Linked DNA regions of Mus musculus: region 2 is linked to region 1. The links are chromatin loops, found by intact Hi-C in ENCODE. Cell type or tissue: gastrocnemius. All regions are shown on one strand. Links, peaks and the distances in the headings refer to the core of each region. The heading gives the core; the rest is flanking DNA.

Region 1 (8,629 bases), core at 358-8,357:
CCCAGCAGCTCTGCTGTGCACTTGCTTACTCTTTCTCTGCAGCTGTATGGGAGTCCGAAGTGCCAGGCACATGGAGAGAACTTGTATTGCGCTGCTGAAGAAAGAAGTCATCTCCTCTCCAGCACTGTGAGAATTTGGTGACTGAGAGAGAGCCTGTTCCCAGCACTGTTGGGTGCCTGGTGATGGGGTCCCCTAGATGACTGATGGCAGTGTCTGGGGAGCATCGAGGCCTGTCTGCCCTTTTCACTCTGTGCCTGCCTTCACTCATCAGTGTGCTACAATGTTGCGTTTCTGCCTTCACTCATCAGTGTGCTACAATGTTGCATTTCCTCAGAAACTGTGTCCCTTCCCATCCACCCAGTACCGCCCTTGTGCCCCCACACAAAGAGAAGACACAGGTGGTGGTTTTGCCTCAGACTTGTATGTGCTGGATCATGGTGTGAGGTATTTTTATTCCCTTTTGTTAGTACTTAGAACCATCTGGTACATTGTAAGGCAAATGATTGATACATCTTACTCCTTATCCATGTGAATCTCTGACACTAGTCACGACCCCTCAATGTTGATGGGTTGTTTTCAGGTAAGAAGGCCCTTGCTGGGGTATAGGGCACAGGGAGAGGGGACTGCAGACCTGGCCAGCTTGCGTTATAGAGGATTCTATGCATGAAGGGAATGACAGCGACCCAGCTGCCCTAGAGAACAGGCAAACAGTTTTCCACTGGGAGGCTCAGGTAGTGTTTGGCAGCCAGGTCCCCCAGAGGAGTCTGTCCAGGATGTGGGCTGTCATCCTGTCTGTACCCCATGCCCAGAAGGAATGAGTATAAAAAGAGAAAGACTTGGAGACAGGTACAATAGATACTACTAGAGAATGTGCAGGTTCAAACCAAACCACGGCCTTGCAGGGAATTGGGGCCAATCACTGGGGCTGGGACTACGTACCATTACCATACGATGCTTCTCCCGAGAAGCTCACTCAATGCCCCCCATGTAACAGCACAGACGACCCCAGTCAACGACATACAGCTTCTCATGCTTGTGAAACAGACAGCAAAACATCACGGCCTAGGAGCCGCCACTGTACACGCCACGCACAGGGCGCTGACGCCCACGTATTGCACTGGGTATCTGCTTCTCCACAGAAAACAACCCCACTACATCTTGTAAATAGGAATCACAAACAGCTTGGTCAACTTCCGCCAAGAAAGTAGGTGTGGCGACCAGGGTCTCGCTGGAGCCCACCCCTTCGGTGGAATGGAGTACTCCACAAGTTGCTTATCTGAGAAAAGTTGAGTCCTACGAATGTCCTATTATAAAAGTAGAAAGATTGGAAAAAAAAATGAAATCCAAAATGATCTCATTTACTTAAGACTGCGCCATGTGTTGTGAACACTGGAAAAATCCGTTTGGGAAACAGCAGTCTGCAGGTGAACGGATGTATGGCCCTGCGCTGGCCATGCTGCAGGACGAGACTGTCGTTTGGCACTCTTGATGACAATGTGTCAGTAGTGGCACAAACTAAAGCGCCCCTGGAGAATGGCAAGACACCGCCCTCCCACCCCCTAGGCCTGGAGGGAAAGGCTGTCCAAAGAGGTTGGTATGGGGAAGACAATGTTTGGAGATAGGCCCATGAAGGGATGTGGGCAAGAACCACTGCAGATCTTCAACGTGTTCACACAGGTGTGGATTTTGCTAGGCTTCATTCTATCCTCCAGGAAAGCATCCGTGGCTGGCGCAGCCAGTGGGCGTGTCCAGCCGTCAGTACAGGTGAGATTCTTTGTGACTCAAGATGTGGGCCCGAGAGGCTGAGCTGGTGGCACTTCGGATCACTTCCATCCACCTAAAATGACGGGGGCAAAGGAACATAAGCACTGCGTGACTTTGCATTCCCATTAGTGCCAATTGTCAGTTCTAAAGACAAGTGGAAGAAAGACAAGAGCTTGTCAAAGATGCCCTGTTACTTAAGCAGAGGGTCCCTGTAATCATTTTGGAGGAGCAATGTTTGGGAACCATCAGCTCGGTTCACGTATGGCAGCAGTTCCAAAGGCATTATAAGGGTTGCATTTACACAACCATCCCGTCCCACTTGATGGGCCCATCTTGTACATTTGCAAGAAACCAGGGCAGCACTGGATCTAGAACACGCTGAGTCTGCACACTGCTAGTTGTCACAGTTGAGGGTGTTACTAGTACCAGCTCCCAGGGTTCAGGGACACGTTCAAGAATAATCTGTCCCAAGTTACCTGGTCCAACATGTCTTGAGTGTGGGTAAAGAAGACCGCCTACTCGTGGGATTCGGCGTGGCAAGGCTGCAAGCCTTGGAAAGATCTTTTCTAGATCTCTAAGGATCCTGACCACTGGTTATCAACTTTCCTATTTCTGTTGTTACTTCATAACTAATTTAGTAGTTATGAATCATACTGTAAATATCTGAATTTTCTGACAACCCCCTGTGCAGGGGTCAAGACCCACAGGTTAAGAACTGCTGATCTGGGCTGAGACTTGCCACTTTTTGGGCTCATTTGCAAGCAGTTTGGCTTAGGGTTTGCTGGCTGGTTTCATGGACATTTGCTAGGGATTGTTTCTAGTTGGCCTGTTGACCTTGAAATGCCAGTGAGGGAACAAGCCTACATCCTGACAAACAGCAAGGCCAGAAGAGAACTTGTTCCTGCTGGGTGAGGGGAGGCTGGCATGTTGAGGCCTCTGATTGTTACTACAGTCCAGTGACCTTGGTTGTTGTCTTATACTATGGGACACATTTCCCCAAAGCCCTGTTTTCCCCTTGGAATGTAAATTTCATGGACAGTTTTAAGTAAGAGTTAACACTGCCGAAAACCTGGCAGCCTATTTCCTTCCTGACTCTGAACCACTTCGACACTCAGCTTGCTTGCTTCTTCGTGTGGTTGTTAGCTAGCATCAGCCTTTGGGTCCATTATGGCCACTTGTGCCCCACCTCCCCCTGCTGCAGCTTCCTGGCAGAGGACCAAGCACGTTGGCACGTGCTAGCTAACCTTACATGGTAAGAGCTAACATCTCTACGACACCACGCTGCGGGGCTGGGAGTATGAAGCAGACCTATAGAATGCACACAGACTACTCAGGAGAGGCGAGCCCTGATGTCAGGACAGGGACCATGGTCCTGCAGGTGGGCTGTGCAGACATGGGCGGTGGCACCTACCTTTCAAATGTGTATTCGCTTTCAGCCCTGAAGTAGTACACGTGGGACTTGAAATGCAGCTTGAACACATAGTCCTTGTGGATGTTCTCAGACTCAGAGGGGATGGTGAGGGAGTAGCCCAGCAGAGGCAGGCTGGCAAGGGGGTGACTGTCCTGCAACAGGGTACAGAGGAAGTGGTCAGTGGTGTTGGGTAGGGTTGCTGTTCTAGTCAAGGTCTCCTGCTCTGGACTAGTTTGGTCGAGAAGAAGCCAATCTTGGCCAGTGTGCCGTGGTCTCCTCCTTTAAGGGCAAGTCCATTAGAACGAGTCAGGCATCTGGATAGAAGGCCGCCCCTGAGACCCCTGGTGTGTTTACCTTAAGATAGGGCATGTATGAGTTTCTTCCTCAGTCTCTGCCCCCTACATAGTGCAGTGCCTGGACACACCAAGTTCTGCCTTCCTGAGTCTGGACTCAGAAGGGACAAACTATTCTTTTTCTCATGACTTCACTGTGATGGCCGAGCATAAGTGTGCTTTAGGCTCCCTTCTCATTTTATAAAGCTCTTTCCCCTCCCAGGTGTGTGGCTGACTTCCATGCCACTCTGTCTTTTCCTTTCTCCCAGGAAGCTGTGGGATGGATAGCTTGCCCACCCTGGTATTTTCCTTTTAGATGTTATACATTGTTCTCCAGCTTCCATTTGCCCATTTGTCCCAGAGCATCTGCGTCTACTCTTAAAATTCAACACCACCAGGAGGGGACTCCCAAGACTTGGGCTGACATGTCTTTCCTGCCTTTTATTTTTTCAGTTGGCAGAGTTTTCGCCTCCTCCCTACAGGACAGCGTGGAGTCACCCTCTCCTCTTGTGCCATCCTTGAATAACTGGGTGTCGTGTGTTCATTTAGAGCGGAAGCTCTCCAGTGGACATGGCTGGTCCACTGGAACCCTACATTCCCCCACCCTCACCCCCTGCACTGGATTCTTCACCTGTCAGGTGTTGCAAGCTCTGTACTTCAGGTTAGGGCCAGCTGCCCTGTGTCAGGGGCACTTACCTGGTGTGATTTGTAGAAGAACAGGCAGAAGTTGGTGAATACCACCCACAGCTTCTGCCAGCCATTGCTGTTCTTGAACTTTCTCAGCAAGTTCCCAGAGAGCTGGTTCTGAAAGACAAGTGGGGGGGGGGGGTAGGAGAGATAGGAGGTGGTCAGAAACACAGTTCAAAGGCACGCCAGGGAGTTGGTAACAACTGGTCCATGGCATTCACTGTATCTCAAGAGACTGGTAGCCTCTGTGAGTGGGTCTGGAGTCCCTAGCAGTGAGCATGGGTTTCCCACAACAGACATTGTTCATTTTACATGGAGAGATCATCAGTTGAATGAATTCCTGTCACAAGTTAATTCCTGCCCCGACACAGGTGTGAGTCCTTACTACTATCACCCTTGAATGTGACAACATTAAGGAGCAAGGTGGTCAGTCATACTGGGGCTGGGAAAGGCCCTCGGTCCTATGTGAGTATGGTTCTAAGGAAGTGATTCAGGGCACCAACACAGAAGCAGAGGTTAGCGTGGGGCGTCCATGACCAGGGATGGCTAGCCAATGAGCTGGAAAGGACACAGAGTGTCCCTACAAGGAAGGGGGCAGGCTGGGATTCTGGTCTTTTCCCTGGAAGATCTAGGTCTATCAGCATAGACCTCCAGAGTGGCTCTATGCTGCCACCTAGTGGAGAGGTCCAGAAGCCACTCTGCCAGCCACTGCTTCAGGGCATGCTTGTTGCGTTCCTGCAGTTCCTGTAAACATGAATCCTTGCCGTGTGGAGTGAAGGCAGGGACACAGCACAGACCTCACACCTGACAGCTTCAGATTGTGAAGAGAGCTCCGTCCACCCTCTTGACAAGCTGACCTTCCACCCCGCTGCCAAGTGACATGACTGGAGGTCACGGAAAGGAGGCAGGAGGTGTACAGTAGTGAAGGCTCCTTGATGCCACCCAGCAGTTCACTGGAAACTGTTAGGTTGGCAAATTGTGTATCTATTACCTCACAGTTCAGCATCCCAGGCCGACGGGACAGCCCGCAGCACCTTCTGCTCTTGCAGAAAGCCTGAAGTGGGTTCCCAGCACCCACACTGGGGGATCATAATGGCCTAGGTATCTCAGGCTCTGGGGGGACTCAACACCCCCTTGGCTACCACATGCATATAACCCCACTCTCTGCTGAGAGAAAAGCTTTAAGATACTTCTAAGTCTGCTTTACTACATTTTGTAAGTGCTGATGTCAGGAAGGCCCTAGAGGGAGGACATGTCTACAAGTTCCATCCTTCAGCTGCTCAGAGTGATGGGAGATGGCAAAGTGAGCCGAGAAGGGATTCTACCCAAAGCGCTTCAACCACCCACCCACCCACCCGGCTGCCGCTACCTGCCTGCAGGGGGGACAGGAGATTCTGGGTAGTGGCAAGCCTTGTTGTCCATGAGTCAGACCCCTTCTGCCTGGCCCTCCTTTCAGAACTCTCCCTAAACGACATCACTGGTCTGTCATTGTGTCACGAACCCCAGCAAAGCTTGTAGTGTCTGGCTGGTCTCTTGTCACTGCGCTCTGCCCTCTTAAAGCTGAGCCCATGGGGTTCATGTGGGTGGCAGAGTCTTAAAAGTGAAGCATCTAGGAAGTGAGGCCAAGAGAACTTCTTCCAGGCAGCATCACAGGGCCAGCAGCCACACAGAGTGGAGCCGCTGCGTCTGGGAGTACTGCTTCTCCCAGGATGGTCCTCCCAGGATGGTCCTCCGCTGCTTTCAAGCACAGGTCCCCCTCTCTACTGTGACCTGCCTCACCTGGGGTGCCCTCACACACAGGCCCAGATGAAGGATGGCATGGAGCAAGGGCAGCAAGCAGGCAGCCTCTCACTGGGCAGGGCTTAGAAATGTGATCACAGGATACTAAGGCTAGACACTCACAGGAAAGGGAGTGTTGGGGAGTGCTAGGGTCTTGGCTGGGGCCCCTTGAAAATCTCTTCAGGACACAGCTGTGGTAGGAAACTATAACTGTGAAGGCCACTTGCACAACACAATTCCAAGACTCTTGGGATGTATCTTAAAGAACCTGTGTGTCTATCTCCAATCTCTTCGGGTCAAAGAACCAGCAAATTACTACTGTCCTTGGCTCAGTCTTTCACGTGATATTATGTGGCCCGGGCAAGTCAAGAATTAGAACTTTGTGCATTTTAAAGAATGAAAGGAGTCTTTTTCACAGAAGTCCCTCTCCCCATGGGGCCAGAGTTGGAGGCACTGAAGATGTAAGAAGCACAAGCTGCCATACAACTAGAGGGGACTGGGGAGACTCACACCAGCAGGTGCTGTTGGCAACGCGACAGGAGACAGCTTTGCTGTTCCTATGTTTGCCAGGCTACTTTGAAGTGGGATTTAGAAAGGTCTAGAAGCTGTGTGCGGTAATTCAGTGGAAGGCTCACCTTCAAAGCAACTTTCCAGGCATGGGCTACTGAGCCCATCTGGAGACTCCTGCCCTGGGGTCCCTTCTTGGGATATATCCTGTGAACTGTAACTATGCCCTGCTAGAAACATCTCATCTCCCTTCAGACCGGGCTACCCCCTGGGTACCTGATTCCACAACTGCCATGGTGTGTGCAGCTATTGGTTGAGTATGGGCTGCACTGCTGTACAAGGGCAGAATCTTGCCCTTGGCTAACTCCATGGAAAAAGACAATGTGGAAAGCAAAGGAAGTGAGGAGGCTCTCAGGCGGCAGGGAATCTGCACTGCATTTACAAAGGAGGGTACCACCCTGTCCCAGCTGTAGGATGGCTCCAGCTCCTTATACCCTTAGGCTGGCTGTTCTGCGCCCGCTGATCACATAATGCCCTCTCAGTGGTGGGGCACAGTGGCGAAAGGCTGGAGGTGAAAGCTAACTCAGGCCCCGTTTCCTACCTCCACAGCAATGCTGAAGTCCACCATGGAGACACTGGTGCTGCGATGCCAGCACACGTGCACCATCGTGTTGCCACGGTGAGGGGCCTGGCGCTCCAGCGATGTCCGAGAGGCACTCAGGTCATCCTCTGACTCCTGGTCAGCCGCTGTGGCTTCATCCGGGGACTCTGCAGAAGGTTATCAAGGGCAGCACTGGTGTTTCTCTTCCCTACGACCAGCCTGCAGTGCTGGCAAGGCTGTGGGGTAGGGACTCCCAGTGTGGTCCCCCAAGGGTGCCCAATGAGTAGGATTCTAATGAGACCTCCAGGGTAGAGCACCTTCCCAGAATCCTCTTCTCTGGCTGAGAATCCTTCCTGTCTGTAGATACTGGGCCTCTGGCCTGCTTCCCCTCTCTGTGAATATCAGCTAACACAGGGCAATGTTGGCTTGGAAGAGATGACACCGTGGTCCCTCTCATTCTCTCATCCTTTAACACTGATCCCTACATAGGAGGCCTCCCTGCCTCTCCCTCAGGGGACAGTCCTTGTAGCCCTGGCCTTGGACACGCCTACTCCACTTACTGTTGTCAGGGGGGCTGCTGGCAAGGAGCTCGGGGGTGGGTCCATTGCTTTTCTCTGCCAGGTCAATGGCCATCTGGATGTCCTCCATCCATTTTTCCATCTCTGACCGGGAACTGGGGACAGAGATGGCTTGTCAGACCACGGCCAGTCAAAGGCAAGCAGTCAGAGGTCAGGTTCAGGAGTTACCTGGCAGCCACGATGATAGATTGCCGCTGGCCCCGCAGGGTCAGGCAGTGGGGCACACCCCACTCCTCCTCACTCTCCTCGATCTGTGGAAGGAGAGTTTACCAAGTCACTGCTGGGCAGCAAGCCAGGCACCTGGTGCCTTTGTGGGCACTCGGGAACTGGCTACCACACCAGTAAAGGCAGAATTCAGAGCGGGACTCAGGCCCCAGAGGAGCCGTTTCCATAGTCAGGGAGGACGCTCTAAGGCAGAACTCAGAAAGGCCAAGGGATATGTTGCATTAAGTCCTTTTGACAGCTCATATACTTCCTCTCCACCTTGTGAAAAGATTGACATAAGGTCCTTGTGCAGAGGCAGGTGCCCTGTGGATACCTGATGACCAGGATGCAGTGTGGGGCCTGCCTACCAACTACCTTGGTGAGGAAAATTGGCTTTGTCCTCAATGAATAGGCAGCTAGGGCCAGCCAAGAGACAAGAGAGGCAAGCTCATACCATACAGCCCAGGTTAACTCTCCCTGCATTCTACAAAGACCACCCGGGGACCTTACATGTGCAGACAAGGTAGTGTGTCTCCAGGGTCCTCCTTGTTTGTGGACCCTGGGGATCTGCTCTTCACAGAGGGGCAATGCCCGTACTGGACACTTACCGTCATGCCATAGAGTGGGAGCTGTCCGTGGACTTTAAACTGATTAGATGCCGTCAGTCCCCGGCTGGTATACAGCAAGACATCGTTGAACTAGAGGTACAAGCAGAAGTGTGTGGGCCGAATGGGTCCTTCTTACCTCCCAGGTCCTCCCACGGGAG
Region 2 (8,629 bases), core at 168-8,167, 440 kb after region 1:
TTAGCCTTAAAATAAGATGCCTTTCTTGCCTCCTTCTTTACCCTTCTGTCTGGCTGACATCGCCAACACGTTTTGCTCTGCTCTGCTCTCCCACGGTGCCACAGTGCTCCCCACTACTCACCAAGGGGGCGAATCTGACCAAGTTTTCCTAGGCTCTGGAATTTGGAAAGGCCACCTGGATATCCGTGCTGTTGTTTCTTGTCAAGATAAACCCTAGTCTCTCAGCACTGCAAATGCCAGGAGCCAGGAACTGGTAAACCCTGGACGGAATAACAGAGTGGGCACTCCAACATCTCCAGCAGAGGTGCTCTGTGGTAGTGTATGTCTCTCTAGCTATCGCACCCTGAGGGAGGAGGCTCTCTGGAAAGGTCTGTATGTTACAACAAGCTGTGTTTTCATTGTTGGTTTGGAATAAGGGAAAGTTGGTTTATAACCTAGGCAGCCTCAAATGCCTGTCTTTCCCGAATCAGCCCACCCCGATCCCCGTCAGCTCTTGTGTGAATTGAGTTATTGGTTTGTTTAGAGGTTTCTTTCTTTCCTTTTTTTTTTTTTTTTTTTTAAAGATTTATTTATTTATTATATGTAAGTACACTGTAGCTGTCTTCAGACGCAGCAGAAGAGGGCATCAGATCTCATTACGGGTGGTTGTGAGCCACCATGTGGTTGCTGGGATTTGAACTTCGGACCTTCGGAAGAGCAGGCGGGTGCTCTTACCAACTGAGCCATCTCACCAGCCCCGGTTAGAGGTTTCAATAGGCTGGGATGGCTTACACCTTTAATCCCAGCACTTGGGAGGCAGAGGCAGGCAGATATCTGAGTTTGAGGCCAGCCTGGTCTACAGAGTGAGATCCAGAACATCCAGGGCTCCAAAGATAACTTAAAAAAAAAAAAAAAAAAAAAAAAAAAGACAACAGCCCAGCAATGCTATGCCATGTCCCTCCCCCATCGCCCCTCCCAGGACCTGTGATTGCTCTAGGTTTCCATGGATAACCCAGGGTGAGCCTACTATGTGCTGGTGAGGAGAATATCAACCTGTTCAATAGCAATGCAGGCAACCTTGGTACTCTTTGCTACAGATGTCCTCACAGGTCATGAAGACAAGGAGGTGGAACGCCTTGTCAGGCCATCCCGTCCACCTCAGCTTAGAAGTCTTTCCTTTTCGTTAGTGTTTGAGCAATAAGGCATTTCATTTTAGTCATTCCAAATCCCTCGACTCTCGAAACACACATGCAGAGTTGAAAATGTGGCTTTAAAAAAGAAAACATGGAACTTTGGTGAGCCTTCAATTAAGAGCGTCCTACGCTAACTGAAGACACAGTCGTGGGCCTTGTATGGCCTCTAGATCAATAGCTGGCAATCCCTACTTAGAGCTACCGTCCAGTACCCACCCAGGTGCTGACATTCTCCCTGTGCTCCCTCTGGACCGGTTGTTCTTAACCCTTTGGGGTGAGCGACCCTTTCATAGATATTTATATTACGATCCATAACAGTAGGAAGATTACGTTTATGAAGTAGAAACAAAAATGATTTTCTGGTTGGGGGTCACAGCCACATGAGGAGCTGTGTTAACAGGCTGCAGCCTCGGGAAGGGTGCGAACCACTTCATCTGTCGACAAAAAGTCCCCTTTCCAAACCCAGTGCTCTCGCTGTCTCAGGAAACCCCTGATGGCCATGTTTGCACACATCCTCTCTGATAGACAAATGACGACTAGGTCTCTCTTCCTGAAGCACAGGGTGAACCCTGGCAGCCGCGGCACCTGACAGGGCTTTGCGTGCATAACGGATGCAGGCAGTGTGATGTGCAGCTTGAGGGCTTTGTGCCTGATCTCAAGCTTTATCACCAAGCCACACCCCAGCTCTGTTTAAGTGTGTTTTAAACTTGTCATATATGCGATACTTATTTTTGGTCAGAATATAGGAATTCTTTAGCTGCAAGAGCCCTTGAAAATTATATGTCAACTCACTCCCCCCCCTCCCGCCCCCACATCCACCCCATAGGTTTTGCAGAAAGGAGCGAATTTTGGCTCAGATGATTAGCTGAAGATCTCAGAGAGCAGAACTGGGAAGTCGCTCGCTAGCACGGCTTGTCCTGATAGATTTTTATGGCAGAATTGGCTAGACTTTCGCTTAGCTCATCATGGGACAGTATGAATGAATCTTTTAAAAGATTTTTATTTTAAAGAAGATTTATTTTAATTAATACATATGTAAGCACACGTCCCTCGGTGTGTGCGGTATGTGTGTGGTGTATGGAGGGATGTGGGTGTTTGTAAGATGTGCATATGTGTGTGTAAGGGGTGTGTATGTAGAGGTATGCATGCATTTGTGTATGTGTATGGAGGTGTATGTGTGTGTGTATGGAGGTGTATGTGTGTGTGAGAGGAGTGTGGTGTGGGGCTGTGTGTATGGAGGTATGTGTGTGTGTGTGTGTCTGGAGGGATGTGTTTGTAGGGTATGAATATATGTGTGTAGAGGGATGTGGGTGTTTGTAGGGTGTGAATATATGTGTGTGTGTGGGGGGGTGTGTGTATGGAGGGGTGTGTGTGTAGAGGTATGCATGTATATGTAGGTATATTCGTGTGTGTGTGTGTGTGTGTGTGTATGTGTGGTATATGGAGGGGTGTGTGGGTTGTGCGTGTGAATGCAGTGCAGTGCTCATGGAGGCCAGAAGGCACTGGATCCCCTGGACCTGAGCTATATATAGGAGGATGTCAGTCATCTAAAGTGGGTGCTGGGATCTGAACTTGGGTCCTTTACAAGAGCAGCATATGCTCTGCTAAGCTGTCTCTCCAGCCTTTTATTTTTATTTTAGTGTATGTGTGAATGTCTGCATGAGGGTAATGGAGTGTGTGTGTGCACTCGTGTTCATGTACGTGCATGTATATTCGTATGCAAGTGCATGTTTGTGTGTGTGTTCCCAAGGAGGCCAGAAGATATTTATTTTATGTATGTGAGCACACTGTCACTCTCTTCAGACACATCAGAAGAGAACATCAGATCTCATTACAGATGGCTGTGAGCCATCATGTGGTTGCTGGGAATTGAACTCAGGACCTCTGGAAGAGCGGTCAGTGCTCTTAACCTCTGAGCCATCTCTCCAGCCCCCAAGGACGCATTTTTTAAAGCAGGACTATTGCTCTCAAACCTGACTGGTGAGAGTACAGGGGAGAGACTTGGGGATTTGCAGGTCTTTTATTCATTATGTCTCCCTGAGGCTTTAAGGCTTAGCTTGGCATCAGATAGAGACTTAGCTCCATCTGCTGTGCAGGCTGAGTGTCTTTCTGGCTGTCCTTAATTCCCAAAGCTGAATCACAACCATCATTTCACGTCTCGAAAATTTAAAACTGAGCCAACATCATATGCTCCCGACTAGGAGAAAGGCTAGTATCTCCTGTGGGCTACCCCTCTCTGAGTGTTTAGGACCCAGAGGGTTATAGGGTCTGGTGGTCGGGGACAGGCAGGTGGCAGGAAAAAAAGCCAAGGTTCAATCAGTACTATGGTTCCTTCTGGCTGTCATGTGGCCTTCAGAGCTAACTCTGAGCTCTTCCAAGGTAGAGAGGAAAGAATCTCCTTTGGGCAAACATAGCCCTTGGCAGTTGGTGCGGCCAGTGACACCTGGGCTAGACTCCAGTAACCACTTGCTTGTTTGAGCTAAGGGCTCCCCACGTGAGAAGGTTACCCTGATTAAGGAGGTCCTCTAGCTCTTCCCACTCCTGTCTGACAGAGGGAGGCTGGCTTCAATACTGACTGTCCTCTGTAGAGCCACTGTGGTCCCTGGGGGAGGATGAGGATCCCTGCTTTCTCCATCCCTAGGCTCACACATTTTACAGCTCAGTCCTTTCAGTTCTCAGTGGCCATATTACTCAGCATTTCTGTCGATGCAAGAAAACACCATGGTCAAAACGCAAGCTGGGGAGGAAGGGGTTTATCTGCCTCACACTTCCACATCCGTATTCTATCACTGAAGGAAGTCAGGACAGGAACTCCAATAGAATGGGACCCTGGAGACTGGAGCTGATGCAGAGGTTGCTAGTTCCACATGGGTTGCTCAGCCTGCTTGCTTATAGAACGCAGGACCACCAGCCCAGGGATGGCTCCACCCACAATGGACTGGACCATCCTCCATCAACCACTGTGGTGGTTTGAATATGCTTGATCCAAGGGAACGATACGGTTAAGAGGTGTGGCCTTATTGGAGGAGGTGTGGCCTTGTGAGAGGAAGTGTATCACTATGGAGGTGGGGCTTTACATATGCTCAAGTCTGGCCAGTGTGAAAATGTCTCCTGCTGCCTTTCAGTCAAGTTGTAGAATTCTCAGCTCCCCCAGCACCGTGTCTGCCTGCACATCACCATGGACTGAACCTCTGAAACTGTAAGCCAGCTCCAATTAACTGCTTTCTTTTATAAGAATTGCTTTGATCATGTTGTCCCTTCATAGCCATGAAACCCTAATTAAGATAACCACTGAAGAGAGCGGGTTCCTCCTCTCAGTGATTTTAGCTTGTGTCAAGTTGACATTAAACTGTCCAGCACAACTGACTCCTTGTCAACCTGACACAGACATCACTTTCCTTTCTCATTCATCCCCACGGTCTCACATTAAAAATACAAATAACTTTAAAAAAAACCTCGCAGTTTTTACAAACTCAATCACGTTAAAAATTCAAAGTGCCTCAAACTACGCGTTCCTGTAAAATAAAATAAAGTTAAATATTTTCTTACTTCGAGAGAGAAGAACCAGAGAAAAGTCACAACGAAATCAAAGCAAAAGCAAACTCCCAAAAGTGTAAATCACTGAGCATTCAATATCTGAGCTCCACTCATGGTCTTCTGGGCTCCTCCAAGGGGCGTGGGTCATTCTCTGGCTCTGAAGCACACACAGCTTGTCTTCCAGGCCTCGCTGGCTCCACTGCACAGCAGCTGCTATTCTTGGTGGTCATCCATGGTACTGCCATTTCCAAAAGGCCGGGGGGTTTCTGCTCTCATCAGTAGCTTTTCATTGACTCTCTTCACGGTGCCAAGCCTCACCTTCTCTTTCCTGGTCCCTTCAGTCCTAGGACTTCAACTGCCACCAAGGCTGCACCTTCCCCGGTGGCCTCTCCTGGCCTCTCACAGTGCCAAGCCTCAGCTGTTTTCCATGGCCCCTTCCTGACTTCAAAACTGGTACCATCTGGATGACTCTTATACTACCAAGTTCAGATGCCAGCATGAGGTACAAACTTGGCTGCCTCTGGAACACAGCTTCTGTGTGCTGACTCTCAGGAAACACTTCCCATAAGAGTTAACCTCAACCTCTTAATCACTGATAATTTCTCAGCTCCGGCTGGCCAGTATCCAGTATCCCAACAAAGCAAAGGTTTCACGTTAGTAGTTCTACTATCGTGTTAAACACAGCTGATTCTTGGGCCCCAGCTAACCAGACTCATGAAATCTCAAATCAAAATAGCAAATGGTCCCGATAGTTTTTAAACTTCCCTCTGAAACTTCACAAGACAGGCCTCATCTTTAAAAAAAAAATATTTATGAGTATACCATCTTCATGCTCCCCAGAGGAGGGCAATGGATCCCATTACAGGTGATTTCGAGCCACCTTGTGGTTGCTGGGAATTGAACTCAGGACCTCTAGAAGAAGAGTCTTAACCACTGAGCCGTATCTCCGCCCCCCTAGGCCCCATCTTCTGTTCTGCTTTTAACATTCTTATCTTCCAAGCTCCTACAGTACACTCACCAGGTACTGAGCACTCTGGCTTTTCTAGCCTCAAGTTCCAAAGTCCTTCCATAATCTTCCCCAAAATAACATGGTCAGGGTTGTCATAGCTCTACCCTACTATACCCTACCATCTTGATACCAACTTGCTTTAGTTAGGGTTTCTATTGCTGTGATGAAATATCATGACCAAAAGCAAGCTGGGGAAGGAAGGACTTATTTAGCTTAACACTTCCAGATCACTGTAGAAAATCAGGACAGGACTTAGGAGAAGGACCTGGCGGCAGGAACTGATGTAGAGGCCACGGATGGGTGCTGCTTACTGGTTTGCTCTGCATGGTTTGCCTCGTCTGTCTTGCTCAGTCTATTTTCTTATAGAACCCATGACCACCAGTCCAGAGATGGCATCACCCACTGTAGGCTAGGGCCACCCCTACCAATTACAGTGTGGAGGCATTTTCTTAATTGATGTTCCCTCCTCTCAGATGACTCTGGCGTGTGTCAAGTTGACATAAAGCTATCCAGAAGAGTGGCCATTCCAGGAGGTAAGAAGACCCTGGGGTTGGCTGTGTGGTCTCCTCTTCTCCCTGGAGAACTTTGTGCTTCAGGCTCTGAACAGAGGTAGTCTGAGCTCTGCTCTTTTGCTAACCACAGGGAACCATTTCTTCTCTTAAAGACTGAAGTATCTGCAGTGAGACCCACCCCTTTTCTTATTTTGACGTCTCACTTGTTCTGAAACAGAACAACTTCTATCATGGGGCAAAAAGGCACAAAACCAGAGACCTCTTGACATGGACACATAGCACATTGCAGTATGGTCTTTCCTGGTCTCCAGGGTGCAAACGATGCTAGGAGTCAGATCTCATGTGCAGAAGAAGTCAGCCAGCGGCTTCAAACCTTCAGTGGGAACTGCCAAGCATTCTGATCTTCCAGGAACTCATCCAGGCGTCTGGGGGAACGGCTCTGTCTTTATTTGCATATGGAATTCTGGGGGCTGACTCATTCTCTGAGCAGCTGGCCTCACTTGTGGTTTGTGCAAACCCACGCTGAGAAGTTGAGGCCAGGCTCTGGTCAAGGGCTGGGTCTAATGCAACCCTAGGGCAGCTGGGTCGCTTATATTATCTCTGGTCTTCCTGCTTTCTTCTCATTGAACTAAACAGCTAGGGGGCAGGTCCTCAGTCAGCATCCACAAAGCCACTGCATACATGGAGCATTCCAACACACTAGGAAGGCTTAGCTTTCTGTTTAGAATTCTAGCAAACAAGCTACGAACGTTTAAAAAGACAACCCCCTTCTCTCCGGCTCAGTGAAAGCAAAACCAGGCAGCAAAATCAATAAATCATTAACTTAAAGGACGGCCTTTCGAGGCTCGCTGCCTGGCTTGCTTTGCCAAGTGACAGAAGGGTCACTGACTTCACCGTGGAAAGGAAGTTGGTAATGATTTCCCCTAGCTCGCGAACTCTTGCCGCGCTTGCGCTGACGGTGTAGGACTTAAAAGCGAGGCTATATCGCCCTCTCGTGGACGCTGTGTGCATAACCTGTGATGCACAAAGCTTTGAGCTACAAATCACAAATACCGACCAATAAGATACAGAACTCAGGGAGTGTCAAACTGGATTGTTGTAATGCACACACACTGTTCAGGAACAAGTGGCACGCCTTAGGACTCGTTCGAGAAAAGCGTATCTAAGTGGCTTTGTCAAATATCAGTACTATGAATGCCCCTTTTAATCTAGCGTATTTCCCCCAAGCTTTCTTACAATGTACAGGACAAACTGCAAGTTGTGAGATGATGATTCCAAGTTAGTTAGCATATTTGTCACCTCACATACCTCCTTTTTTTTCCTTCTTCACAAGAACACTTAGTCTCTTAGCAAGTTTTGCATATGCAGTGGAGTGAAGCCTGTGAGTAAGACCAGCTTGGAGACGTTTCCTTCTGAGAGCCGGGGAATGGGGTAGCAGGACCCGAGGCCGTGTGCTGAGCTGCAGGGTTTATTGTCTGAGCTAAAGGGATTCTCTCTACCCCACCTGATCTTTACAGCTGTTCTGGGAGTCTCAATTACTTCTGTTTTGACCAAGACAATTTAATTGGGTGTCTGTTGAAGGAAAAGGCCTGGAATCGATATTGTAGCAAAGTGTACCTCAGTGGCTAATTAGTGAACTCGACCTTGGGTTAGCATTGCTGGGAGAAAGCTGCCCGCTCTGAACACCACTAGCAAGTCCCATGTGCTGTCTGCTGTTGATGATCAACACTGTCCTCGTTACCTAGAAGAATGGCACATTGTAGAGAGACTATCGGTTGTTCATTTAAAATAATCATAGTTTAATTAAACAACCTGAGAGGTGTCAATACTTTGTCCTGATTTGCACTGAAATAATCAGTGTAATAAAACTTCTGGGGATGCCTAAAACTTGGTCCAATTATAAATGCCAAGTGGGGGGACAATGAGATAGCTCAGTGGGGGGACATTAAGATAGCTGAGTGGGGGGCAGTGAGATGACTCAGTGGGGATAGTGAGATGTCTCAGTGGGGACAGTGAGATAGCTCAGTGGGGGAAACAGTGAGATAGATAACTCAGTAAGGGGGGCAGTGAGATAGCTTAGTGGGGGGGAATGAGATGTCTTGGGGGGGGGGTGGACAGTGAGATAGCCCAGTGTGCAAAAGTGTGTGTTGTGCAGGCATGGTGCTATGGCTCCATTCCCAGTACGCATGAACGTCGAGAGAACCAGCTCTGTAGCGTTGCCCCGCCTCCGCCTATCATAGAGAACCAGCTCTGGAGCGTTGCCCCGCCCCTGCCTATCATAGAGAACCAGCTCTGTAGCATCGCCCCGCCCCCGCCTATCATAGAGAACCAGCTCTGGAGCGTTGCCCCGCCCAGCCTATCATAGAGAACCAGCTCTGTAGCGTAGCCCCGCCCCCGCC

Evidence for each region. Peaks named below come from ENCODE experiments on the same cell type or tissue, not always from the same donor. Only the 100,000 strongest peaks of a DNase experiment are listed, where the experiment ranks them.
Region 2: it touches region 1 in a loop (2.4-fold over the local background); 4 of 42 quality-filtered maps call a loop at or near these places.

What each region holds. Positions count from the first base shown.
Region 1 is chr14:121,275,518-121,284,146 of GRCm38, reverse strand. It overlaps Farp1 (FERM, RhoGEF (Arhgef) and pleckstrin domain protein 1 (chondrocyte-derived)), which reads right to left. Exons shown (of 27, transcript NM_134082.3): 21 at 8,472-8,561; 22 at 7,828-7,910; 23 at 7,642-7,754; 24 at 7,082-7,248; 25 at 4,204-4,311; 26 at 3,176-3,327; 27 at 421-1,837. The coding sequence ends at 1,756. Among named protein-coding and RNA genes, the nearest start is that of B930095G15Rik, 31 kb to the right of the region's middle. In gastrocnemius, for the core only: a CTCF peak has its summit at 4,869 (motif pointing left); DNase peaks (open chromatin) are centred at 4,861, 6,491, 7,678, 7,931 and 1 more place; H3K27ac peaks cover 338 bases.
Region 2 is chr14:120,830,573-120,839,201 of GRCm38, reverse strand. No RefSeq gene overlaps it. Among named protein-coding and RNA genes, the nearest start is that of Gm33173, 13 kb to the left of the region's middle. In gastrocnemius, for the core only: a CTCF peak has its summit at 3,267 (motif pointing left); DNase peaks (open chromatin) are centred at 3,533, 4,960, 6,693, 7,197 and 1 more place; H3K4me3 peaks cover 733 bases; H3K27ac peaks cover 1,416 bases.